Regions from separate parts of the Mus musculus genome. Here regions 1, 2, 3 and 4 are each linked to region 5. The links are chromatin loops, found by intact Hi-C in ENCODE. Cell type or tissue: heart. All regions are shown on one strand. Region 1 has its middle 9.8 kb from the start of Gm26409. Region 2 holds the start of Lrrc2 (leucine rich repeat containing 2). Region 3 holds the start of Tdgf1 (teratocarcinoma-derived growth factor 1). Region 4 has its middle 4.8 kb from the start of Gm26409. Region 5 has its middle 17 kb from the start of Prss42.

What was found. Peaks named below come from ENCODE experiments on the same cell type or tissue, not always from the same donor. Only the 100,000 strongest peaks of a DNase experiment are listed, where the experiment ranks them.
Region 1: a loop joins it to region 5, with 2.5 times the contacts of the local background. A loop is called at or near these places in 2 of 42 quality-filtered maps.
Region 2: it touches region 5 in a loop (2.4-fold over the local background); 4 of 42 quality-filtered maps call a loop at or near these places.
Region 3: a loop joins it to region 5, with 2.3 times the contacts of the local background. A loop is called at or near these places in 4 of 42 quality-filtered maps.
Region 4: it touches region 5 in a loop (2.3-fold over the local background); 2 of 42 quality-filtered maps call a loop at or near these places.

Annotation. Positions count from the first base shown.
Region 1 is chr9:111,082,724-111,087,723 of GRCm38, forward strand. No RefSeq gene overlaps it. Among named protein-coding and RNA genes, the nearest start is that of Gm26409, 9.8 kb to the left of the region's middle. In heart, no CTCF peak of the experiment used is centred here; no DNase peak of the experiment used is centred here.
Region 2 is chr9:110,951,540-110,956,539 of GRCm38, forward strand. It overlaps Lrrc2 (leucine rich repeat containing 2), which reads left to right and starts at 6. Exons shown (of 9, transcript NM_028838.2): 1 at 6-137. In heart, a CTCF peak has its summit at 2,830 (motif pointing left); DNase peaks (open chromatin) are centred at 1,062, 2,192, 2,832 and 4,662; H3K4me3 peaks cover 1,218 bases; H3K27ac peaks cover 1,442 bases; H3K27me3 peaks cover 780 bases.
Region 3 is chr9:110,941,769-110,946,768 of GRCm38, forward strand. It overlaps Tdgf1 (teratocarcinoma-derived growth factor 1), which reads right to left and starts at 4,390. Exons shown (of 6, transcript NM_011562.2): 1 at 4,056-4,390; 2 at 2,423-2,475; 3 at 1,384-1,485; 4 at 762-876; 5 at 561-670. The coding sequence starts at 4,075. In heart, a CTCF peak has its summit at 2,738 (motif pointing left); no DNase peak of the experiment used is centred here; H3K4me3 peaks cover 627 bases; H3K27ac peaks cover 306 bases; H3K27me3 peaks cover 1,147 bases.
Region 4 is chr9:111,068,140-111,073,139 of GRCm38, forward strand. It overlaps the pseudogene Rp31-ps19. Among named protein-coding and RNA genes, the nearest start is that of Gm26409, 4.8 kb to the right of the region's middle. In heart, CTCF peaks have their summits at 2,514 (motif pointing right), 4,212 (motif pointing left) and 4,413; a DNase peak (open chromatin) is centred at 2,582.
Region 5 is chr9:110,778,667-110,783,666 of GRCm38, forward strand. No RefSeq gene overlaps it. Among named protein-coding and RNA genes, the nearest start is that of Prss42, 17 kb to the right of the region's middle. In heart, CTCF peaks have their summits at 785 (motif pointing left) and 2,906 (motif pointing left); DNase peaks (open chromatin) are centred at 2,905 and 3,275; H3K4me3 peaks cover 1,694 bases; H3K27ac peaks cover 929 bases.

The DNA.
Region 1 (5,000 bases), 300 kb after region 5:
AAAGAGTGGAAATAAACACCATGATCATTTACTGACATTTCTTCAGGAGGAGGTTGTCGGAGTCCCTGTTCTGTTGCTGTGAAGACTCAAGACTCAAGACTGCCATGACTCAGGCAGAAGCGTTTAATTGGAGGTTTGCTTATAGCTTCTGAGGGTGAGTCTGACCGTCATGACACACATGTCAGCACACAGGCACGCATGGCAATGGAGCAGCAGAGCTTATATATTTTGTTAGCAAGATGGAGGCAGAGAGAGAGCAAGAGAGCGAGAGCATGAGGCTGGACCTGGTGTGGCTTTTGAAACCTCAGTCTATCCCAGTGACATACATCTTCCAAGAAGGCCACACCTCCTAATCCTTCTAAATAGTTCACCAACTGGGTACCAAACATTCAAATATATGAGCCTATGGGGGGCCTTTCTCATCAAACCACCACAGAGGTCTTTTCATACTGAGAGACAGTTGAAGGGAGCTAGCAAACAGCCATAGTGCATGGCAGAGTAACCAGAAAGAAGAGTGGACCTTAGTCTAAAGATGGCAGTTTTGTTCTTAGGTTTCTTCTTCTTCTTCTTCTTCTTCTTCTTCTTCTTCTTCTTCTTCTTCTTCTTCTTCTCCTCCTCCTCCTCCTCCTCCTCTTCCTCCTCTTCCTCCTCCTCCTCCTTCTCCTTCTCCTCCTCCTCCTTCTTTCTCCTCCTCCTCCTTGCCCTCCTCTTCCCCCTCCTTCATCATCCTCCCCCTCCTTCCTCCTCCTCCCCCCTCCCCCTCCTTCCTCCTCCTTCTTCCTCCTTCCTCCTCCTCCTCTCCTCTTCCTCCTTCTCCTCTCCTCTTCCTCCTCCATCTTCTCCCTTCTTCTCCTCCTCCCCCTTCCCTTCTTCCTCCTCTTCCCCCTTCCCCTCCTTCTCCTCCTTCCTTCTTCCTCTTCCCCCTTCCACTTCTTTTCCCTCCTCTACATCCTCCTTCTTCAAAATTCAAGTGAAGTCTTACTTGTGTGACATATACAAATTTTCATCTTGTCAACAGAGTATCTGTTGACAGATCATCATTTTTACTGGAAATACTTCACTTCCCTTATTTTATTTTTCCATGTCCTTGGTAGCAAAAATTTAATCTGGTTGCACCACTTGACTTGTGTTTGAGTCTAAGTTTATGGCATGGTAATAATAGCATGAACTCTTCAGATGCTCTGCTTTAAAACAGCAGCCCATGGGTCTAGGAAGATGGATCAGACAGGAAAGTGTTCACTGTTCAAACATGAGGACCTGAGTTTGGGGTCCCAGAACCCATGTGAGAAGCTGGGCATAGCAGTAGTTCCAGCACTGGGGGGCCTGCTGGCTGGCTCTGTCAAACCAAATAAGTGAGACCCAGATTCAGGGAAAGGCACTTTCTCAAAAACTAAGGTTGGAGGGGCAGGGGCTGGAGAGAGGGCTCCGTTGTTGTTAACAGGGCCTGCTGCTCTTCCTAAGGGCCAGAGTTCAGCTCACAGCACTCACATCCAATGAAGTCACAGTTGCCTGTATCTCCAGCTCCAGGGGACTTAGTGCTGTTTTCTGGCTTCCATGGGTTACACACACACACGCACATGCACGCACACACACACACACACACACACACACACACGCACGCACATACAGGCACACACAGGCACACACACACTTAAAGTAAAATGAACCTTGTAAAAGAATGAAATTGAGGCCAGCCAGATGGTTCAGCAGGTAAGGGTGTCCTAAGTTTGATCCCTGGTACCCACACAATAAATGGAGAGAACAAATTCCCAGATGTTGTCTTCTGACCTCCGCATGTTCACCTACACAAATGGTTAAATACTAAAAAAAAAAAAAAAAAAAAAAAAGAGAGGTAAAAGAGGAAGATAGTGCATGCATATATACAAATACATATATATCATCTCACACGCTAGTATATAATAAGAGAGACAGAGAGAGAGAGAAAAGAGACGGGGGGGGGTGGGGGAGACAAACACTATCCCACCAAACTCAGACATTGGATTGAGTCTGGGCAACGTGAACCGAGAAATGGAAACTATTTTAATCCATATATCTGAAGAGTTCAGGGCATAACAAAAGCTTTTCCAGAAGTGTGTTTATATGTTTTATTATCAGAAACAAAATGAGAGATTTTATAAAATTTGCAACAAAATTGTTCCAAGGTATAATAAGACACAAATAAAACTGTAAAGTCTATTACTGAGGGAGGTTGGTACCCATGGAGGGGGAAGCTCTTTTCTGAGGAGAGGAGAGGAGAGGAGAGGAGAGGAGAGGAGAGGAGAGGAAAAGGAGAATGGGGGAGGGTGGGACTGGATGGGGGGCTTCAATTAAGATGTAAAGTGAATTTAAAAAATTTTGGGGAGCTGGAGAGATGGCTCAGCAGCTAAGAACACTGACTGATCTTCCAGAGGTCCTGAGTTCAATTCCCACCATCTGATGGTAATGGGATCTGATGCCCTTTTCTGGTGTGTCTGAAGATAATGACAGTGTACTCACATACCATAAATAAACCTTTAAAATTTTTTTTTCTTTAAAATGAAACGTGTATTGCTTTAGGACTGCGGGATGGCTAAGCAGATAAGAGTTTTTGTCAGCTGACTTTGCAATCCTGAAAACCTGAGTTCTAAGGCAGAGATCAGCCCAGCTTCCTGAAGAGGCTCAGATCACCTGAGCTACTGGGAAAAGACATTCTCCAACCTGCTGAGCTGCCTGCGGGCTGTGCAGTGAGTTGCAGGTTCCCAGCTTCGGTGAGCTGACATGGTGAGCTGACACCCATGCTGGGTGGACTTTGGTGATGCAGCTGTCTTTCAGTCAGTTTTGCTCCTGTGAGTGACCCTTCACCCACATTCCTTTCCTGTAAGTGATCTCAAGAAAGCTCACTCACCAGGTTAGACTTCAATGATGCCCGTAACTCTGTTTTTTAGTTCCCTATCTGGGGTGAGTAGACACTTGTTCATGCCTCCGAAGGAATAGTGACACACAACAGGTAAATTCTCAGGAAATCACTTAGAGAAACTTATTAGCATAGAGATTTCAGAATGGCTGATTCAAGGCTGGGCCCTAAGAGATAGCAGTTGGAAGAGGGGGGCGGTTTTTAATCATTCCTCATTTACTCTGCCTGAGAATGCTCGAGAAATGCTGTGCAACTGCAAACTTGATTTGCCTCCAGTCCTTTCATCCCCGCAGAAGGTGTGCAGTGGCCATGTCTCTTTGCACCCAACAAACTCAGAGAAGTTACGGAGAGTGCCCATCACTTGTACTTCACGAATGTTATAAAAATGGTTTTCAGCTCCACTTGCTGAGCCCACGGTTGTTAGATCCTGTTCATAAAAAAGAAATGAGCATGATAAGGGCTTGCTTCCTGCTGAGTAAGGCACCGAAAAAGAATCTGTGACGATGTGAATACAAACTTTATGGAAAATTGCAACTCACCATTTTTTTTTTTAATGCAGCAAAAGACGGCAGGGAAGATTCTGGCATCTGGAAAGGAGCCTTCTGGACTTGAAGTAGAGTCGATACACTCACTCTTCCCATCAACTCACATCAGCCACGAGTACTAGAAAGGCAGGCGCAGGCAGGCGCAGACATTACATCATCAGCTTGTTGCTGGAGAAACCAAACAGCGATGGGTTGTGGGTTTTGTTTTTTTGTTTTTTTTTTAATTGACCTGACTCATCTGATCCACATGACAGCTGCCAGCTTAACTTCTTCAATGAGCTTGAAAAACATCTCAAGTCAGTAAGTAAGCAAATTACAGTTCCATCTTAGTGGGTCCAGAATTAGTTACTTTGTGTATGTATATGTTTGTGGGGGTACCCATATGGGGGCACATGTATGCAAATGTGTATGAACACTTCAGGCGTTGTTCCTCAGGAAGCTGTACCGCCCTCATTGAAATGGGGTTTCTTGTTAACCTGGAGCTCAGCAAGTAGGCTAGTAGCTGTCCACCCAGTCCTAGGAATCATCCTATCTCTACTCAGGTTCTGGGAATATAAAAATACACCATCACTCCTATCTATATCTATATCTATATCTATATCTACATCTACATCTACATCTACATCTACATCTACATCTACATCTACATCTACATCTACATCTACATCTACATCTATCTGTATGTATTTGTTTTCCTTGCTTGTATGTGTATGGCCTACATTCCTGCAGTGCCTGAGAAGGCATTGGATCCCCTGGAACTGGAGTTACAGGTGATTACAAGCTGCTGTGTGGGTACGGAGAAGTGTACCCAGGTCCACTGCAAGAGCATCGAGTGCCAGCTGTCTTCTTAACCTCACTTCTGGCTTTTTTATGTGGGTGTGGGGGAATCAAATTCAAGTTTATAAGGCAAGCACTTCACTGACCGAGCTATCTCCCCAGACACCCAAATAGATGTTTCTGTTTTCATCTTCATTCTGATGTTTCTGTTTCAGTTTTCTCTTTTGTTAAGGGAAACCAAGGCTGGAACAAATTACCTCACAGGTTGGAAGAAGACCAACACAGAAACTACCTTGCAGGATGAGAGTTCTGTTTATAATTGAAACAGTTTGCTTGGTGCTAAAATCTAGCTAAGAGATAAGTCGGAGTGTCCTGTGTGAAGTCCCTGATAATTAAGGTCTCTATTTGCAATCAAGAGTAAGTTCCTGGTCAGATGCAGCCTGCTTGTCACCCCCACTCACTGATGTGTATCTATGCCTTTGTAACTGCTTGTAACCCCATTCACTTGATACATATCCTTGCCTTTGTTCTTCCTCTTTCATTGTATCCATTTAACAATGAATAATTGGCAACCCTCTCACCCCCTGTGAACACCTTATCTCCCCTATAAAAAGAACTTCAAGAAGCTAGGGGCGGCTGCTCCCCCCCCCCTCATTTAGGGAGACAGCCAGCTGGCCAGCCTAGAATGCATTCAAATACAGCTTGCTTTAATTTCGACAATTGTGGAGTTGAGAATCCCAGGATTAACAGTTATTCTGCACTCTGGGTCACCTCTTTAATATGTT
Region 2 (5,000 bases), 170 kb after region 5:
ATCAGGGATTTTCCTGGAAGAAAGCTTTGCTGGGCGTTCATGTGACTCATGTTCCAGTAAGAGCCGCAGTCTCGGATGACCTGAGTAGAGCAGGGTTATCTGGATGTGCTTGTGGGTGGAACCCCTTTGGAAGGGAGGTAGGTAAGGGTGGGTGTATCCTCGCAGAGACGTAGAACTTCTGTGTGTGGATGATGTTTCATCAGAGACTGTGAGCCGAGCCGGATGCTAAACACAGTAGTTCTCAACCTTCCTAATGCTACAACCCTCATGCTGTGGTGACCCCCAGCCATACAGTTATTTTGTTGCTACCTCATATCTGTAATTTTGCTACAGTTATGAATTGTAACACAAATATCTGTGTTTTCGAATGGTCTTAGATGATCCCTGTGAAAGGATTGCACTATCCCTTTGGGGGTTACGACCCACAGGTTGAGAAACATTGCCTTAAAAGGTATTACTCTCTTGGATTCCAGCTCGTCATGCGGAAGCTGTGTTATCAGTGTATATTTTGAGCAGTTTGTGGTTTTGAGGACACTTGGGGAAGTGAATACCACAGGGCACAGGCCTACCTGGTACATCCTGGAAGCTTGGAAACTGCAAAATGTGTGTGTGTGTGTGTGTGTGTGTGTGTGTGTGTGTGTGTGTGTGTGCGCGCGCGCGCGCGCGCGTGTGTTGACAGGGTCTTATATAGCATTTAGGATAGCCTTGAACCTCTGACTCTTCTGCCATTACCACCTGAGAGCTAGGATCACAGGTGTGCCCTGCTTGCCCTCCCTCCACATGGAAGGTCTTTTTGGATATGCCACCCAGTGATGTGGCAATCTGTACAAGTGAGTTTAGTGCAGCACCAATTCCTTACATAAACGTGAACACATTTTGTATTTTAAAATACCTTCGACTGAGCATCAAAGGCAGTCTCAAAACATGTGGAAACACCGACCCTAGGACCCTGCCCTGGAGTTAGGACCTGAGGTGCTTGGTCGGGTTGTGTCAGTGAGGAGCTGTCCTGGCTACCTCTGTGCCAGACTATGCTAATTCCTGCTTCTTACCACGTGGTCATGAGCCAGCACTGTTGGCATCCGGTAAAGCTTATTAAAGATATAGCTATCAGGCTCTGTAGTTGAGCCAGAACCTGGCAGCTTGGTGTAAAGTTTGGCAGATGAAACATAGGCTACTCAGTATGATGTAAATTTCAGATTAATGACAAATTATTATTTTTAGTGTAAGTGTATTCTCAAAATAGTATTATTGTTGCAATGTTAGGGATTGAATCCAGGGCATCCTGCACATCAGGCAGTGCTAAGAGTAAAGGGTGTGAGACCACACACTCAGCTTTCATGGGACTTTTGTTTGAATTTTGAGACTGTGTCTCAAGTAGCCCAGACTGGCCTTGAACTTAGTATGTAGCTGAGCCTAAATTTCTGATCTTCTTGCACCACCTCTGAAATGCTGGGATTACATGTGTGGGTCACCTTGCTTATTATTTGAGGGGAGTGGGGTGGAGATGTGAGACAGGGCGTTAATTGGTCTAGGTTGACCTTGAACCATTTGTGGATGAGAGTAACCTTGATCTCCTGACTCTCTGCCTTCCAAGTTCAAGTATAATGGGTCTGCTCCAGGACTCCAGGTTCAAACCAAGGTGTGTGAGGAGCCCTTGCCTGAGAGCAGATTGGAGTTCCATTATTTATTGGATGTCATTCCTGTGTCTGCCATCAATCAGCAAGACTATTTCCACAGGTAGCAAACTCTCTAAAGACTAAACTATTGCATTTAAGGATACAGCGAACAAGCAAGCAAACAGACAAAAACCATGTGGGGATGAAATCTAGACTTTCAGTGTATCGCTCCAAACATTGCAGAAAATGTTTTTGTTTTTTTTTTTTTTTTTTTTTTTTTTTACATATCCTTGATCCCTTCCTAGGGCCTTTCTAATCCTGTCTCTTGCTTGGCTCCTAGTCCTGAGACCTCAGAATGCTTTTCCCTCGGCGGCTCTGTTTTTCTCTGTTCTCCCAGGCTTTCCTTGCTGCGAAGAGCCAGCCTTCTGTGGAAGCGCGCAGGGGATCCTGCATGCCCAGCTCACTTAATAATCTTGCTGTGCCCGGTTGCCAAGCCCTCCCCGACCAGATCTGTTTTGTCTCCTGCTAGGCTGAGTCACATAGAATAGATAGATAGTTTATCAGCACATGTCCTCCAGATCATATTATCCGCTTACAAATATAGCCTGTTAGCGCACAGGCACGGTAGCCCTTCCGCTGGGGGTGTTGTTCTGCGGGCGTAAACAGCATCGAAAACGGATTACAGAGTGGCGGCCACAACCGGGTACTGTCAGCGCCCACTCTCACAGGGAAGGTGAGTGGAGGGAGGGTGGTCTCCGCCCCAGCGGCGGAGCGGTGGGAGCTAGCAGGTGGGAGCGTCTGTCTGCGACTGCGCAGAAGCTGAGTGGGGGCGTCTAGGCTGCTTAGAGAACTGGTCGCTGCGCCCGCGTTGTGCGCTTACGGTGAGATCTAGCCAGCCATCATCAAAGCACATGGAGAGGACCAGGCTTTGACCCACAATTGAGTGGGGAGACAGGAAAACACGTGGGGCGCGCAGGCGCCCTCACTCTGTTGGAGGGACAAGGTCCTCCGGAATCCTTTGATTCCTTCGAGAGGACCCCTCCCCCTTCTTGCCCGTCTCCCTGCCCCCCGTGCCCAAGAATGATCTCTACCGTGCTGTCCAAGGGGCGATAAATCAACTTTGTTTGTGTCCTCTTCTGGTCCTTGGAAAATATACTTGACAACAAGGAGGGAGGGTTGGAGAAGAGGTCTTTCCTTTCATAAAGCTTCGTGCGCCCCCTGGTGTGGTTGGGACAGGGTGGCAAAGTGATTGGAGATCCAAAGGAGAATTGTCCAGCTCCGTAAACAGCCCAGGTGCGATGGCTTGTTGGCTGGACACGGCCTGAGGTGTAGAACCCGCTAACCGAGTCGAATAGGGAAAAGCCTCTTAATGCCACGGCCCTCTGGTGTGTCAGTTTGGTCGCTTGTTTTGAGACAGGATCTCAGGTAGCCCAGGGTGGGGAAGGAACCTAGGGTTTCCTGAATGCCAGGTAAGAACTCTACCAACTGAGCCACACCCCAACTCTCACCTTTTGTTTAGATCTTACATTTAATTGATGGCCAATGGTCTGTCTTAATTTCTTTAAATAATTGGCCCTCCCTCTCCAAGCTTTACTATGTGACAGGTCCCATTTAAGCAGTGTTTAACCCAAAGATCACAGGGTGCTCTCTCACTAAGCAAGGGAGCTGGGTGCTACGGTTGTATTTTGCCCACATGAGAATCCAGCCACTCTGTCCTTAGAGGCTTGTGGCCAGTAAACCAGGAGGCAGGATTCCAGCCTGGGCCATCTGACTCAACCCCTGTCCTCTTAATCCTTTCTGTGCCCTCTGTCTCTTCTGAGGAGCTTCTAGCTTAATAAATTACCATAACAATAATCAAACATCCCAAGGGAAACAGATCTGACAGCCTAAAATGTGGTTCAGTTTATAATTCATCTGAAGTGTAGTGGTGGCTATTCTGATCTTAAATTTTAGCCTCTGGCTACCTCACTGTTGGCCTTTCTGATATGGAGTACACCAACCCCCCACTCCCCTAACCCCTATCCTGTTTAGTTTCTATTGGCCACAGCCATGCTCTTGGAGCAAGACGAATAGATGGCAGGGCATCTTCCCACACAGGACACACCTAGATGGAACTTTTGGAAGTTACAGGGAGGCAGGTGGGATATTATCAGAGTTGTTAGGGACAGAACCTGGGTCCCAGCTGCCTCAAGGTGGGCTCAGCAGCTGTCCTTGATAGGTCAGGTAAACAGACACCAGTACAGTACAGAGGTAGGAGATGTATTCTGAGTGGCTATATAGGAAATAGATCAAGAGGCTCCAAAGGACTCTGCCCCCAAGTCCTTGAGGTTTAAATGGATGGTAAGATGGTATAGACAGCTAAACTGCCCTGGTCATGTGATCCTACCCATTGTCATTGTCTGGGCTCCAATCTCTGTTGCAACATGATTTGACTAGTTGTGAGGACTGTGTGATATCTTTAGAGATACAGGCTCCTCCTTTAGCTGGGGCTAGATTTCAGCCCTTTATTTCTCCCAGTACGACATTATTCAGAGAAATTTCAGTTTTAGGGAGAGGGTCAACTGTCTCATAGTCTGAGAGTCAAAGGTACGAGGCACAAGTATCTCCCTCCTTAGGAAATCTTCATTCCTGCCTGATAGTCACGGGGAACCAGCCCTTCCTCTGAGCAGTCACACGTTCCCTGGCACCTGCTGTCTCTTTCCCTCTTTTCTTTTAACTCTACTCCATTCCCTTTCTTTCCTTTGCTCTTGCCTCTCTCTGAATCCCACAAAGGGAGTGTCAAAATGGCTTGGCATCATAGGGGAGACATGTCGGGCTTTCTCCTCACTCCTCCAGATCTTTCCCATGATGCTCTGAGGTACCCACTCCACACCTCCAGCCCCCTAAGCCCTTGACAGACCAATGTGTCATTTGATGAGGCAGAGGACTGGGTGACCTGAGTGTTCCCCTCCTGTCCCCTGGCATATGACTCTGAGTGGAGACCAGAGCTCTGGTGCCAGGGGACACATTTTTCCAGTCATGCCCTCTGGCTCCGGGGAGCCAATGCTTTTGTAAAGCGATTCTGACATAATCATAATTTGTTCTGATTGTTGGGGGCGGAGGCACGGAAAGTTTGTCAACTAAACCAACACTTATGGTTGTGTCCCTGTTCACTCCCAACACCAGCCCCGCCCCAGCCCTTGCCAGTTCTCCACACTGTCTACCTGGCTGGCGTCTTTCCTCTTGTGGCTCCTTGTGTGGTCTGTTCAGCTCAGATGTCTGATTCACAAGCTGAGCTGAACTATATCCCTGTATGCAGATGTTCTGATATTCTCCCCTATAGCCTGGAGACTTGGGAAGTGTGGAGGGACCTCATTCATCCTAAAAGGCTTTCTGGCTTTCATG
Region 3 (5,000 bases), 160 kb after region 5:
GTGTGGGAACTCTGTAGGTGACGGGACAGTAGGGGCTGAGGGAGTGTCCTTCAGTCAGGACCCCACGCCTCCTAAAGATCCATTGTATCAGAGATTGCACACCAAACAGCTCCATACCCAAGGGGTCATTCCTCTCCTAGCCAGTGCTTTAGGAACATTCCAATGGCCTTGTATCTGGGACATGCCCACTAAGAACCCCACATCGGAATGACCTGTGCCTGAGGGAGCACCCCCACGGATCCCACACGTTGGGACCTCATCTACTTAAGGTATCACCCACCAATGACTCTGGATCACCATGACGGATCTAAGGAATCCTTTCCCAGGGTTAGCTAAGGGAGCATTCCCTAAGGACCCAGCATCTGAGAGCACCCACCAAGGACTGCTAGGCTGTATGGCCCTGCTGCCCTTATGCTATTTTATAGGCAGAGGTCTGGCTGGCTGGCTGGCTGGCAGGTCCTGTCAGGTCAAGAAGGCTCTGGCAGAGCAGGAGGAGAAAGGGGGTCCCTTGGGCATCTGAAGGACCTGACAGGATTAAAGAAAGAGGGACAATTACTTACCACAGCCAGGTAGAAAGGTCTGAGGAAGACAGTGGAGCTGGCCGTGCCAGCATCTGCACAGGGAACACTTCTTGGGCAGCCAGGTGCCATGGAGGATAGACCCACAGTGCCTGGGAAAGAAGTGACAACCCCCACTGTCAGAAATTCCTCTCCCTCCTTCCCTGCCCATCCCCCATCCTGTTCCCTCTCAACAGCACTTACTCTTTGCGAACATCATGTTCACAGTTGCGTCCATAGAAGGAAGGAGGGCAGGCACAGAAGGACCCCAGGATGCAAGTCCCTCCATTCAGACAGCAAGTTTTATTAAGCGACTTACCTGAAATGTAAGAGAAGTCATGGGGCAGGTGGAGGATTGAAAAGCCCATAAGCAACGGTTCATGCAGCACTCTGGCATTCACTCCCCAGAGTACTCGGAAAGACCTATAGCACACGAGCCTACCTTTCAGGGAAATAACTTTCATGGTTGGACCAGATTGGTCACCTAGTCTGATGGTCTGATAGCTGGTCCCAGCATGAAGTGGCATCAGGAGAGAAACTGAGTATCAGAGACTATCAGGGACATTCCCTCTCCCTCTCTCTCTCTCTCCCTCTCTCTCTCTCTCTCTCTCTCTCTCTCTCTCTCTCTCACACACACACACACACACACACACACATACACACAGAGAGACATACATGAACATGCCTCACTCACTTTTATGACAAGCTAGTACAACCCACCCAGCTGCTAACTCACTCATCATGTCTCTTGGGGTAAGTGCTAAAGGGTTACTTCAGAGATGTGCCAAGAGCCATGACAGAGATGGATTAAGGCAAAAAGTCTTACTGTTCTGTATCCCCACGGAAGGCACAAACTGGAAAGACCGATCGCGTACGGCAGGTTCTTTCTGGTCCCAAATGCTGTTATCTCTGATGGCAAGGTCTCTCCCTGTATTGCATATTTTAGGCCACAAAATATTGTTGGTGTTCATAAGAAAAACACCTCCTCCCCACCATCCACCACCAAGTAGGGTGGTGCTTGCCAAAGGTCTCCACACTCAGGAGGAGGAGGGAGGATCCAGTGAGAGGCGACACTGAGCAGCCCTGTCCCCAAACACTGAGTGCTGGGGATGTAGCTCAATGGTAGTGTGCTAAGTAAGCATAAGGTTTAGCCCCAGTGCAGAGGGGGGTTGGGGGGGGGGGGTAGGATGGAGGGTAATCTGGAAGTATGTCCAATAGGTGCAGAGCCTGGGTTAAATCACATGAACAACAATGGCAACAAAAGTTGTTGGTCAAAAAAATAAAATAAAATAAAAATCAAAACCTCAGCTAGATTTGGTAGTGAACTTGGGAGGCAGAAGAATCAGGAGTTCAAGCTCAACCTTGACTGTGTTGTGAGTTCCTAGGCAGGCTGGGGTACAAGGTCCTTAAAGTGCACACATGCAGGCTGGTGAGATGGCTCAGTGGTTAAGAGCACTGACGGCTCTTCCGAAGGTCCTGAGTTCAAATCCCAGCAACCATATGGTGGCTCACACCATCTGTAACGAAATCTGACGCCCTCTTCTGGAGTGTCTGAAGACAGCTACAATGTACTTACATATAATAAAATAAGTAAATCTTTAAAAAAAAAGTGCACACATGCCCATATGTGGAGGGGTGGGGGGACAGCCTGGACTTGGTGACATCCAGTTTCAAAAACCTGAAACCCAACCATACAGGGGTGGCTTGCGCCTTTAAGTGAATCTGAGTCCAAGGACACCCTGGTCTACAAAGTGAGTTCCAAGGCAACCAGGGCTACACAGAGAAACCCTGTCTGGAAGCCTCCTTCCTCCCCAGGGGGAAAAAACAAAACAAAACGCCTGAACCCCAAACAAAAGAAAACTCACCAGCAACGGGTCCAAATTCAAACGCACTGGAAATGGCCACAAGCAAAACCACACTGGGAGAAGAAGATTGGACATCAGTTAGCAAAACCAAGCGTTCAGCGCAAGGGCACAGGCCACGAAGGAGACCGTGAACAGCGCCACCGCGCTGTCTCCAGTAACAAAACCGGACAGAAGTTCCCTCTCTTAAAAAGCCACATGTTGGAGCTGCTGGAGAGATGGCTCAGAGGTTAGAGCACCCTCTGCTATTCCAGAGGCCCAGAGTTCAATTCTTCCTGGTGGCTCATATCCATCTAAAATGAGATCTGGTGCCCTCTTCTGGGCCGCATGCACAAATGCAGGCAGAACGCTGTATACATAATAAATAAATCTTTAAAAATAACCACATGTAGAGTGACTGTGTGATTGTAGAGTTGGAAGGCTGCGCACTAGCAGCCCTAAGTGTCCTGGGGCTATGTTTAACGACCCAGTGGCGGCTGTTTATCATGAACCTCTCTCTCTCTCTCTCTCTCTCTCTCTATGACTTAGTATCCTTTTGACAGTCACATAAAGACCTCGGGGATGAAGCAGTGTAAGCAGATCACAGCTCCAGAAAAAACTGAGGCTGGAGCCCTACCCGATGTCTTCACTGATACAGCTAATGTTTGCATCATTTACACGTACACAGTTAACGTCTACAAGTCACATTTATACTTTCTTTTGTTCTGTGACTACCAAGGAGCTCATATAAGCTCTTCCATGTTCATTTAGGGCAATATGAATCCTTGTTCCCAAGCCACGGCCACGCTCGGAATAAACTCTTACTCTTCGGAACAAGGGCTGTGTTTTGAATTAACTGTTTAAAACAAGTCCCCAGCATCCAATATTTCATCATGAATATTCCTTAGGCCCCACCCTTACACACACAATTTTAAAGTTATAAAATTAAAAAGCTAAAACATTCTATTCTGCATAAGCGGCATATTTTTCCACGGTGCATTGTTTGCATATATAAATTCTTTTTTTGCATATATAAATTCTTAAATGGCTGTATGGGTTGGAGAAGACTTGCCAACCACACGCAAGCGCTGGTCCGACGCCCGGCTCCACGGGGAAAAAAAACTTGTCCTGTCACTTGAAATGGTTCCAAGTTCAATTGGTTTGTTATTCCTAATGTTTCTAAGTATTGAATTTATCTCTCCCATTAACGTGTAGAGGCAGTCTTGATTAGGCTGTAAGATTAATATTATGTATGCAAGAGAAGGAAAGCATTATTTCTCTGGCAGTCACCGACATGACTGATGGGACGAGCCCAGAGGGTGCTTTACAACCTGAGTCGGATGCCCAGAACCCAAATGATCGATCGGACTCCAGTGAGTCATCGTCTAACCTCCACTCGAGTATATGCGAGCGAGTGCCCGCGCGCGCGCGCGCACACACACACACACACACACACACACACACAAAGGCAATATAAAAAATTGACATTTTAAGAAGCCGATGGCAAAGCAGTATCTAACTATAAAGTTCCAGGTTCTTCAGGAAAAGCAGCAATGTTACTGACAAGGTTCAAGCAAGACAAAAATCAGAGCGTCATAGAACGTGATTTTCCGAAGTGGCTATCTCCAGCAACCAAAAAGTCAAGGTTAGCTCATACCTGGATGAGAAGTACCCCATCTTCGACGGCTCGTAAAAACGTTGGAGGAAAAGACAAGAAACACAATATTAGCAGATGGCTTTAGTTCATAAAGCCATTCTCGAAACACCCAAAGGCTAATTTCACAAAATGAAAACAGTAGATTAAAAAGAAAGATATGCCAAATGAGAGAGGCCCCCGTCCTGGAGAGTCTGTGGGAAGTTAGCAGCCAAGATCTCCGTGTAGACCGGCAGGGGATGGGGCCTCTTCTTCCTATAAACGGTTTGTGATTGAGGACTTCGGAGGAATATACCTCCCTTAAAAGAAACTTAAGGTGTTGAGTAGGACCCTCAGGTGGGCGGGGAGACGGGGCCCCACGCCCATTACGGGGCCCCACGCCCATTACTAGGCCAGGAAGCTCCGAGGGAAGTGAACTAGTTTGGTTTTTATGTAAATTCTCTATAGTCTGGTTATATGTAAATTTTCTATAGGTAAAGGGAGTTGAAGAGTTTAGTTATTCTACCAAGGTGTTCAAACACGAAAGTAATTAGGAAAGTCTAAACACCATACAGGCATTTGAAACTTCATTATCAAAATTTGTTGTTTTGTTTGTTTTTCAAGAATAGTTTCCCTAGGTAGACCAGGCTGGCCTCGAACCCAAGAGATCTTCTGCCTGCCCCTAAGGGATTAAAGGCGTGCTCCACCACCTCCAGGGTAACTGCCAAATTTTAACTCTGCATTTGCGTTCGTCGTTACTCCCAGTAGAGCCGGGTGCTGGAGGCCTTGAAGATGCGCTGACGGCTGGCGAGGACTTGTTTGGGTGTGGGGGAAGGTCAATGTCGGGAGGGATTTGAGTCTGGGTTTGGGCTAGAGGTTTTGCCTGCAGCGTCTGAATTGCAAGCCCTGGCCCAGAGCCTGCGGGTGGGCGCTGGGGCGAGCGGCTGCCTGAAGCTTAAAAATCAGTGG
Region 4 (5,000 bases), 290 kb after region 5:
GATGCTTTCTCTCTCTGCTCTCTGGCTACCGTTGTGTAAGCCACCCTGATTGACCTCCTCATCCTGGCTTCTGAAACCATCAACTGAGATGTTTCCTCCCGTAAGTTGTTTTGCTGAGGTATTTTGTTAGAGTGACTGGAAGCTCCAGAGATTTCTATGTACACTACAGAGTGTTGAATTGTATCTCTGGCCTTCACCTACAAGTTGCCACCCCCCCCCACCCCCCGTGACAACCAAAATATCCCCAGATATGACTGGATGTCCCACTGGGCCATTATCATCTCCTCGTGGAGAACTGCTATGTTAGAAACTGTGGGTTCAATTGAACATGCTTGCGAGGATAAAGGGGATCCTCTGTTTCTGAAGCAAAGAACAAGGAGTGGGTTGTATGAGTCAGAGTTTTGTTTGTGTTGATAATACCATGAGATGTCAGAAGAACCATTCTTGGGTTCGAGTTCTCTGTGAGACAGATCTGTTCCCTAAAGGCTGAAGTGTCGTTATGTTTTGGCAGAGCTAGTCTGAGCTATAAAAAAAAGCTGATTTGGTAAGCTCAGCACTGTGTGTGTGTGTGTGTTTGTGTGTGTGTGTGTGTGTGTGTGTGTGTGTGCTTGCATACACACACAGGAACTTGTGACTTGTTACTGTCAAACGCAGACATAGTTGCTTTTCAATATGTCTTTCCTGAATGGATAATTTTGAAAGCAAATCCCTAACAATACTGCATAGAAGAAGAAAGGCTAAACCTAGATGTCATTGGCACAAGAGTGAGCTTGATTTATTTAAAAGAACTTTGGTTTCTGCTAAACTGTGGGGGTGGCCGCCTCTGCATAAGTGGGGGGAGGGGGGGCTGTGAAGCTCCAAAAGCAACTCCTGCAGGACTTAGTTGAAGACTGCCCGAGAGACCAAAGATTGCTGATGCAGACAATGCCAACCAATTGGGAACTGCTGCTTGGAAGATATGGGACCAATGGGATGTGGGTGGAGAGTATGAAGGGCTAACCCTCCACCCCCATGAATTATTAAACAAGCTTTCCACAGCATTCATATGAGCTTGCTGCAGCGTTCTCACCTGCTCCTGGTGTCTGTGCCATTGATTCCATGCCACCTCATCTCCAACCCCCAAGGACAAGTAGGGTCTGGCATCAGGCGGTTCAGGGCACAGGCATCATCTGCAGCCCAGCATGGGGCTTGAACCCTGAGCCCAAATCTAAGAGTCTAATCTAAGGCATAGAAGAAATTGCTGAACAAAGGCCATCATCCCCTCTCTCCTTTGGGCAACACAGCAAATACATTAACGAAAAGGAGTAAGGAACTTTTGAGTTAATCTTTGTCAGGAGTCTCAGGGAGAAATGGCTTTTCTGCTCCCACTGACTCAGAACAGCACACAAAGCACAAATCGTGTATCATTCTGTATCCACGTGCTGTTCCCAACACACTGGGGCCTGGGTTCCTTTAACACCTTCCTGGTTTTAGTGCATGCTCTTAGACCTGGTACAGAGATGGGGGGGTGGGGAGAGGAAGGAGCAGGAGGAGGAGGAGGAAGAGGAGAGGGGGAGGGGGAGGGAGAGGGAGAGGGAGAGGGAGAGGGAGAGGGAGAGGGAGAGGGAGAGGGAGAGGGAGAGGGAGAGGGAGAGGGAGAGGGAGAGGGAGAAGGAGAAGGAGAAGGAGAAGGAGAAGGAGAAGAAGAAGAAGAAGAAGAAGAAGAAGAAGAAGAAGAAGAAGAAGAAGAAGAAGAAAGGCCAAAAGAAAGCCAGAGAGAACATCTGTGACATTGATCCAATTCCACAGTAGCTGTCTCACAGCTCAGCCATCAAATGGTCACAAGGCCAGATGTCCTGAATTTGCAACCTAAGGTCTGAGAGGCTTATTGTTCTTAGATTCTGTTGTTCATTTAGCTTAATTGGGTAACCAGCCCAGAGCCTCCAGGTCTCAATGTCCCTTGTAAAGGGTCATTTAAGAAAAAGGGTCAATATCCCCAGCACGCTTGCCTGGACTGCTTAAACCAGTGTGGACCATAGCTTCGTGATGCCTTACCTTTCAGCATTTCCCCTTGTGCAATGCTCCCACACAGATGAAGGATGGTCACGTCTGAAAAGGATGCCATTAGGATCTCTGAAAGTGAGAGTCCAGGTCTACTCTGCAAAGCCATGATGCAATCATAAGCTTTCCATTCCAAGCTAAAAAGATAAATAAAATACAGCAATTTAAAAAGTGTAGCTTCTGAATACATTGCGGAGGGGACCCCCCCCCCCCATGAAGGAATCATGTGGCCGGAAGAGGGGTACCACACAAGGCTGTGTTTCAGAACACTACAAGAGGGCATACTCTTCAAAGACACACAGACGGAGACTGAGGCTGGTGAAAGCAAAGAAATCCATCTGATACGAGCCAGAGCTGGTTCATAAAACCTATTGGTTCTAAGAAAACATTTGTTTACCTTGATTTTTATGTGTACAGATGTTTTTTGCCTGTCTGTACATAGTGCACCAGATGCACGCAGTACCCGTAGAGGCCAGAAGAGGGCATCTTGCCCCTGGTATTGGAGTCACAGAGTTGTGAGCCTCTGTGTGCATGCTAGGAACAGAAGAACCCCACCCAGATTCTCTGAAGGGTCACAGGTGCTCTTAATCAATGCTCCATCTCTCCAGCCCTAGGGTTCATTTTCCTCCCCCTGCCCCCAACTCTAGCCCTCCCGCACATGGTATTGGGTTTGCTCAGCTCAGCCAGCAGGTTACACTTGCCAGAAACACAGGAAGTCCTCCACTTCCCTCCAGACTGGGGAACGAGGAACAGGCTGGCTGTGGATGCACCAGCTTCTGCAAAGAGATGACAAGAGACACCTTTTCTAACTTCAGTGATCAGGGAGTTCCTGGGTAGCCTGAAATCAGCCATCGTGGGAATATTTATACATCAGAGACTGGCAACTGTAACGAGCTGGGATTCTTCATCCTCCGCACAAACTGATATGGCTGCGTTTTAATTTTTTTTAATTTTTTATTTTTATTTTTTGCAGTTCTGCAACTTTATTTGACATGAGCAGGTTAGTTCTCATCCACATTGACCGTCTGTAGATTTTTGAACGCGGTAACAGGCACATAAGTTACCAATGTGCAGAGCTTGTTTGGTGAATCTTAATCCTCGTTACGTTTTCTGGACAAACGTACTCAGATGTGATATGGAACATTCCTATTTCCTTGGCCCAGATGGCTTTATTGAGCCTGGTGTCAATGCGCACATCTGGAGTCCCCATTTCCTTCATGGCAAACTTCCGAATTTCTTCGAGTGCCGGAGTAGCATGCTTCCGGAAGCCCACTCCATGGATGCGCTTGTGAATGTTGATGGTGTATTCTCGGGTCACTGCCTCGTTGATGGCAGAACGGCACTTCTTCTCGCCACCCTTCTCTTTGGGAGCCAATCTGCGGGGCCCACGTTGGAAAGGAAGGACGCGAGGGATTGTCCTGACGTGGCTGTGAAACCACAACCAGCACACCGCTGGGCATCGTAACCATTTAGTAGCACCAACTGGGAAACTGAGGTCTGGGTTTCGCTACGGTGGGGATTATCATTTATCGTCTCCAAGCCTCCTGCTGAACTGTGAGGCTCCTTATGAGCTACACAGAGGTAGGGTAAGGAGGTTCCTTTAAGAGCTGACTAGGTCTTCACTCTCCAGAATGGATTCACTGAAGCCAGGCACCATGGGATGCATCTGTAACACTAGCACTTGTGAGTCTGAGGGTGAAAATTTTGGAGTTTGAGGCCAGCCCGGGCTACACAGCAAGTTCAAGGCTGTCCTAGGCTTAAAAAAAAAAAAAAGTTATTCTGCCATTAGTGGATTTGTGAGCTAATGAATTATCTTAAGAGTGTGTGTACACCTTAAGAAGCACTTGAGCTAGGTCACCTGCATACTCTGCATTAATTTTTTTCAAGCATGTCCCCACACCATTTCATTTCCATTTTTTTTTTTTTTTTTGTTACGCTCTTCGTCTCAAATCTGACTCCGATAAGCCACATAAAACGTATTGCCCTCAACTTCTTGCCAACTACACTTCCTTTGCAACGAGTAATAAACTCACTCAACAGACACACACTCGGGGCATTCCACCGGGGTGATTATGTTGTCCCAAGAGCCTAGGAACAGGAAAAGCAGAGGTGGAGAAAATAAATCCACATTTATGGTAGAAGGCAGACAGTGGAATCAACCTGCCACCTGGTGGCTGACTGGTCTCTCAGAGAACTGTTCTCAGAGGAATGGACATATTACCCACTTGGCATTGGACGCTCCTGACTTCCTGCCTTGGTCTTGGGGAGTCCGAGTTGGTAAGCTTCTACACAGCCTCTGTAATGCAGCCATTATGGGCCTCTCTGCTCACAAGTCCATCAGGCAGACGCTGGGCGGCTGGGGAATGAGGCTGACTGGTAGCTGTGAGTGACATTTTGTACTGAGTGTTGAGACCACCTCTGTAGGAGACGTTCTTTGCCTGCATAAGTGAACATTCACAGGGAGACAATAGTCTTCTCTTCCCGCTCCTTGAGGTCCAGCCCCCTGCTGTCATGAAACCCTGCTGCTAAGGTCGAAGTCTGACGTTACTGGAAAGCCCTGAGCTTGATGCACAATGGCAAACTCCCCTGTGTCACTGGGGTTTCCTCCTCGCTACCTGAGGAACATCTCAGCCTGAGATTCCTGGAGCGCCTCCCTGTGTTAATGAGGCATCTCAATACCTTATGATCTTTGACCACCCTGGTTATTCTCACCCGCTTCCCCCAAACTACATAACCTTTAGTTCATCCTGAATAAAGTATATACAAGCCCTCGCCGGATGGAGGTGTGTATACAAGCTAAGATTGTCTCAGAGAACTATTTCATTGAGGATCATTGGAGAAGGCCTTCACCTAAGAGAACCGTGACACTAAGATCCTAGGAGAAGTAGCCCCCTCTACCCCACTCCCAGCTGGACTGGATTCCTACAGACCTCCACCTGTTCCCAACTCTGCTGCATCCT
Region 5 (5,000 bases):
CCTGGGCAGTACAACTGACTCTGTCGGAGCATGGTTTAGTAGGGCCCAGGGCAGGGCAGGAACCCTGATGTCCTAGCACGTACACCAGGAGGGGGAGACAAAGGCTTATGGAGGTGTTACTGAGGTTCTCTGTAGACCAAAGAAGGGTAAACAAGGGGACAGGTTATAAGATAGCCTGGTGACTGGACCCGCAGCAATGGGTAAGCTCACACGCACCCTTTGGCAGAAGGTCCCATCGCTGGGCCCCAGTTGACCAGGTGGACTAGACTGGAAACACTGGGAACTTTTGAGGGACCCCTTTTAGACGCTGAGCTTTGGGTTGGAGGTAGTTAGGGGAGGCGACAGCTGCTTTGAAATGTGCAGAATAATAAAGCAAGGAATGTCTGAGCTCAGGGGAAAAAAATAACCCGCCCCACTGGGCCTCCCACCAGGCTGGGTGTAATGAATTAAGCACAGGGAGGCACGTTTCATGTAGGGGTGTGAGCTGGAGGAGGCAAGAAGGCGCCTAATGAGAAACAGGGTGGAGATGCAGAAAGCTGGGGTTCTGGGCCATCTGAGCAGACCCCCTGGGACCGCCTTGTCTTGACAAGGCTTCCTCTTCATTTCCCTTGGTCTGCACTTATGGAGTTGGGTGTTGTTTTGACCCCATGCTAACATCTGACCCTGAGCTGTGACTTTATGCTGTACAGACCCTCAAAAGGCCAGAGAGGGCCTAACTCTTCCATGTTCATCCAGCAACCTACATTGAGCTCCAACTGGATGCCTCATCTGTATGGGAGCCAACGCTGACCCCTACTGGACTGATCCTACAGCTCCACCTCTCCTGAGGTGACCCAGAGCACCCCCCCCCCCCCATTCCAGCCTCCAGTCTCCACAGAGTCCTTTCTTCTGGACAGTTCTTCACATATCCCTCCTACCCACGTTGTGATCCCTAGCCTCAGTTTGCATGTCTTCTGCCTCAGTGTCTTCCCCCCATCCCCCCACGTCCTGGGTTTGCATATCAGCTGTTCTCAGACTCATCTCTGCCTTCCCATTCTACTAGGCTTGGCTGCACGTGACGTGACTTTTTCATGGCACTCCTAACTCTCTAGGAAACTTCAGGTTCCTGCAACAGGGTGTTCACTCTCAGGTCTCCAGTCTTGCTTCTGATTTCATATCTTTTTTCTGACCCCCTTCCCAGGTCTGCATTTTGAAAGGCCTGTCACTGGGCCCCCCAAATCCCAGTTGCTAGGGGCAGAGCTAAGCTGTAAAAAGGGTAAATTCTTGTAAGAAGAGTAGAGAGGACAATGCTGTTCTGGGGTTCTCCAGGATTCTCTCTTCACAGCCCCCCTGTCCCCCGCCCCCAGCTCCAACTGGGGCTCCAAGTTTTAATTTATCTTTTATTTTATTTTTATTATTGTTATCATTTTAAAAGATAGAGTCTCACTGTGTATCCTTGGCTGTCTTGGAACTCACTCTGTAGACCATGCTGGCCTTGAACTCAGAAATCTGCCTGCTTCTGCCTCCCAAGTGCTGGGATTAAAGGTGTGCGCCACCACCACCTGGCTCCACATTATTTTTTAAAATGTCTGGGCAGAGACTTGGAACTGCTAGGATATTCTCTCCATCATCTCCTCTCTCCTACATCCACTTTAATTAAAACCATTTTTTAAAACACATGTTAATTAAAAAGCAAACTTGTTTTGCTAAGTAATTTGGAAGTTCTGGTTATGCAAACCATAGCCATTCCTGATTTTTTTTTTGTTTTTTGTTTTTTTTTTTTAAAAATCCCTCATCCAACTTGTACCAGCGTCTTACGTACTCGAGACCCCTATGTGCACTGTGGCTGGTCACTCCTTTATAGTCTGTGTAGCCCATGGTGAGTCAGAGCAGGGTGGCCCGTGAGTGTCACATGTGGGGACCTGATGGACCAGTGTTGCTAGTGCACATGGAGAAGCTGGGGCCAGTGAGGACGGTGATGGTCAGTTGCGGGGTGAGGAGAGCCCTGGATGCTCACAGGCACCAGCCCAACCCCTCGCTCTCATCCCTCTGTCATGACTTCTGGTCATGAGATTCCTGGAGCCTGACAACCTTCATGTGCTGAGCAGCAACCTCCAGGACCCTCTGCAAGCAGCCCAGACCCCCTTAAGGTACAAGGCTCAGCAACTTTCAATTTAGTGGTTCCTGGTCCCCCGGCAGGGTTAGGGACCTCAGGCGATTACCATTTTGTACTCTGCCTGTTGGCGTCTCCAACTCAGACCCCTAGAACGGGAGTGTTTCCCTTTTGTGTGAGAGAATCCAATTGCAGGTGCGTCATTTCCACGATCCTAGCGTCATATTCTGAAACGCAGAATTTTGGGGGGTTACAGGAAGGCCAGAAGAAGCGGTGAATAAGATTATGTATGAGTCCTGACTGAATATGGAGGTAGGTCCTAGGTAGGCATTGTGGGACACCTCGACTGACCTGGACCTTTTGCCATTCATTCAGGGGCACAGGCTTAAGGCTGGTAATTGAATTAGATAATCTATCTTTTCTATGCTCCTGGCTGCTTTTTCCAATAAAACCAGGAGAAAGTGCTTCTGGGGAGGGGTGCAGCTTATCATATCACGCGCGCGTTGCTTCCTCGGTGAGACACATCCCAGTTTCACACCCCAATGACTCACGGTGGACAGCAGCGACACTTGCTGGTAACTGGCTCTCAAGGCTCTCAGTGTAACGGGGCGAGCGCTAGGGACACAACACTGCAGTTTCTCCCGCTCAACACCCACAGCCCGGGGCAGCCGCTGCAGCGCCGAGCTCCCTGGGCTCTCGGCGCTTCTGTGTGGAGTCCGCTTTGCAGCGGCTGGGAAACCGCAGGCGGGGCCGGCCGGGATGAGCTCACGCCGCCGCCCGCCAAGCAGCGCAGCCCTAACCAGCTCCAGATGCGGCGAGCGCGGGCCTCTGGCGCCCCCTGCAGGGCATCGTGCTCCTGGCCGGCTGTGGCCATGCAATCCGCACCGAGGGCCGGGTGGCATCTCCGCTTTTCATCTAGGCCGGTCGCCTGGCTGCCTTAGTTCCATCCGCTCCGGGTCACGACCCTTAGCTGCCCGGCTGAGTCTCTGGGTGCGGGTGACCGACCCCTCATGTTCACAGGCCGTCCGATCGGATCCTGCAGCTCTCCCCGCGCCTGGCGGTCCCGGTCCTGCCCTGGCCGCTCTTGCTCCTCTTGGCACAAACACCCGGGTTTCTACTGGGAAAGCAGCGGGGGCCTGACCACCGCCTGTTTTTAATAAGCAGCTGGTATTTCCCCGAAATCGCCGGCCCTGGCTGACCTCATGGGGATGACGGCTGGCTGCATGCCAGGGGTTGGGAGCCGGCTCCCGGGTGAGCTCCTGACGCCTGGCTTTTCAGAGACCTTGGCCAGGAGGCGGAGCTCTGGCTACTCATCTGGGCCCTGCTGCCCGCTCATCCAAAAATCTTGTTTGTGTCTGTGTGTAACCTGAGCCAGGAGCCCCTGTTCCTCCGTCTGGGCTCCGCGTTCAAATCCCGCTTTATGTGTGATCCTGGCAAATTGCTTTATCCTCTCGCCAACCACTCCCTCTGCAGCAGGATGGGACTTGTGGGGATTAGAGGGACCAAACGTGGAGAGAGTGGACCTCCAGAATATTCAAGCAGGCAGCAAGAGGGGACCAGAGACAGGCCTAGGAGCATGAGCAGGATGAGGGAGAGAGGAGGGACTTGGGTCGAGATTGTCATCTGCCTGTTAACAGGTAACGGCAACAGGGTGACCCAAATGACCAAGTGCTTAAGCAATGAAAGATCAGCATAAGATACTGTGGGACCCTAAAGGCTAGGGAGAAGGGAGGGCAGGCTTTCTGGAGGAGGGGCACTTAGGCAAGACGGAGAGCAGGGAGAGGAGGGCTGGGAAGAATTGTTAGTTTAGATGAAGGGTCCCCGTCAGGACCAAGGTATACTAGATAGAGATCCAGGGGGACTGTGAAACGCTGTGAGGAATAAGGGAGCGGATCCAGAAGCCTCTCCCGAGAGGGTGGACAAAGTGAGTGAGAGCCAGAACGGGACACCCGGCCAGTGAGGTGAGGAACGAATGGAACGCTGGGCCAGAGAAGGAGCAAAGAGACAGGGTGTGCAGGGCAGCAGGTGTTGGGACTACAGCAATGAGCAAAGCAGACGAGACAACACGCACTACATAGTTTATGGGTGGGTAGGGGACTTATGGTCAAAGGGCAGCTAGTCTACACAGGAGTTTAAGAATTTATAGTCCTTCTGGAGAGGTGGTTGTTGCTCTTCCGGAGGACATGAATTTGGTTCACAGCACCCAAATTGGGTGGCTCACCACCTCCTGTAATGCCAACTCCAGAGTCCTGGCCTCTGAGGGCACTACATGCACGCACACATACATATACACAAATTATATATGAGATAGACACATATATCAGATTGTGTGAAGGACTACAGGGAGAATTAGAGGGGCTAGGGGAATCGGGAGGGAAAGGGTGCGCTTGGACACCGTTTCACTCCTTTTGATATTTTGGGGGGTATGGAATCTTGCTATGGAGACCAGTCTGGGCCCTGAACTCACCATAACTGTTCTGCCTCCAGCCCCTGATCAATGAGATGTGAGCCTGTGCCATCAAGCCTGGCTATGTAAAGACAGGGTCTCCTTCTGTAACCCAGACTAGCCTTAAGGTCCACCTGCCTCAGCCTCCCTAGTATTGGGATGAGCCCCTCAAGGAACACAGATTTTGAGGGTGCCAGAGGAAGGACTCACATTAGAGGCTACATTAGAATGGACCTGACCCGACTGCCACTTAGCTGAAATGATTTAATAGAACATTTGTAATTAATTGAATGGTAGAGAACACTTCGATGTTATCCCCTTTGAAAAATTTCATTCTTTTTCTTAGCAGTCCTGGAGGCCAAACACAGCACAACACAACACAACACCACAGCTCAGATATTTTAAATATAATCAGAAAAATATTTTGGAGAGGATAGGGTTTCTTTTTTCCCCCTCCATTGT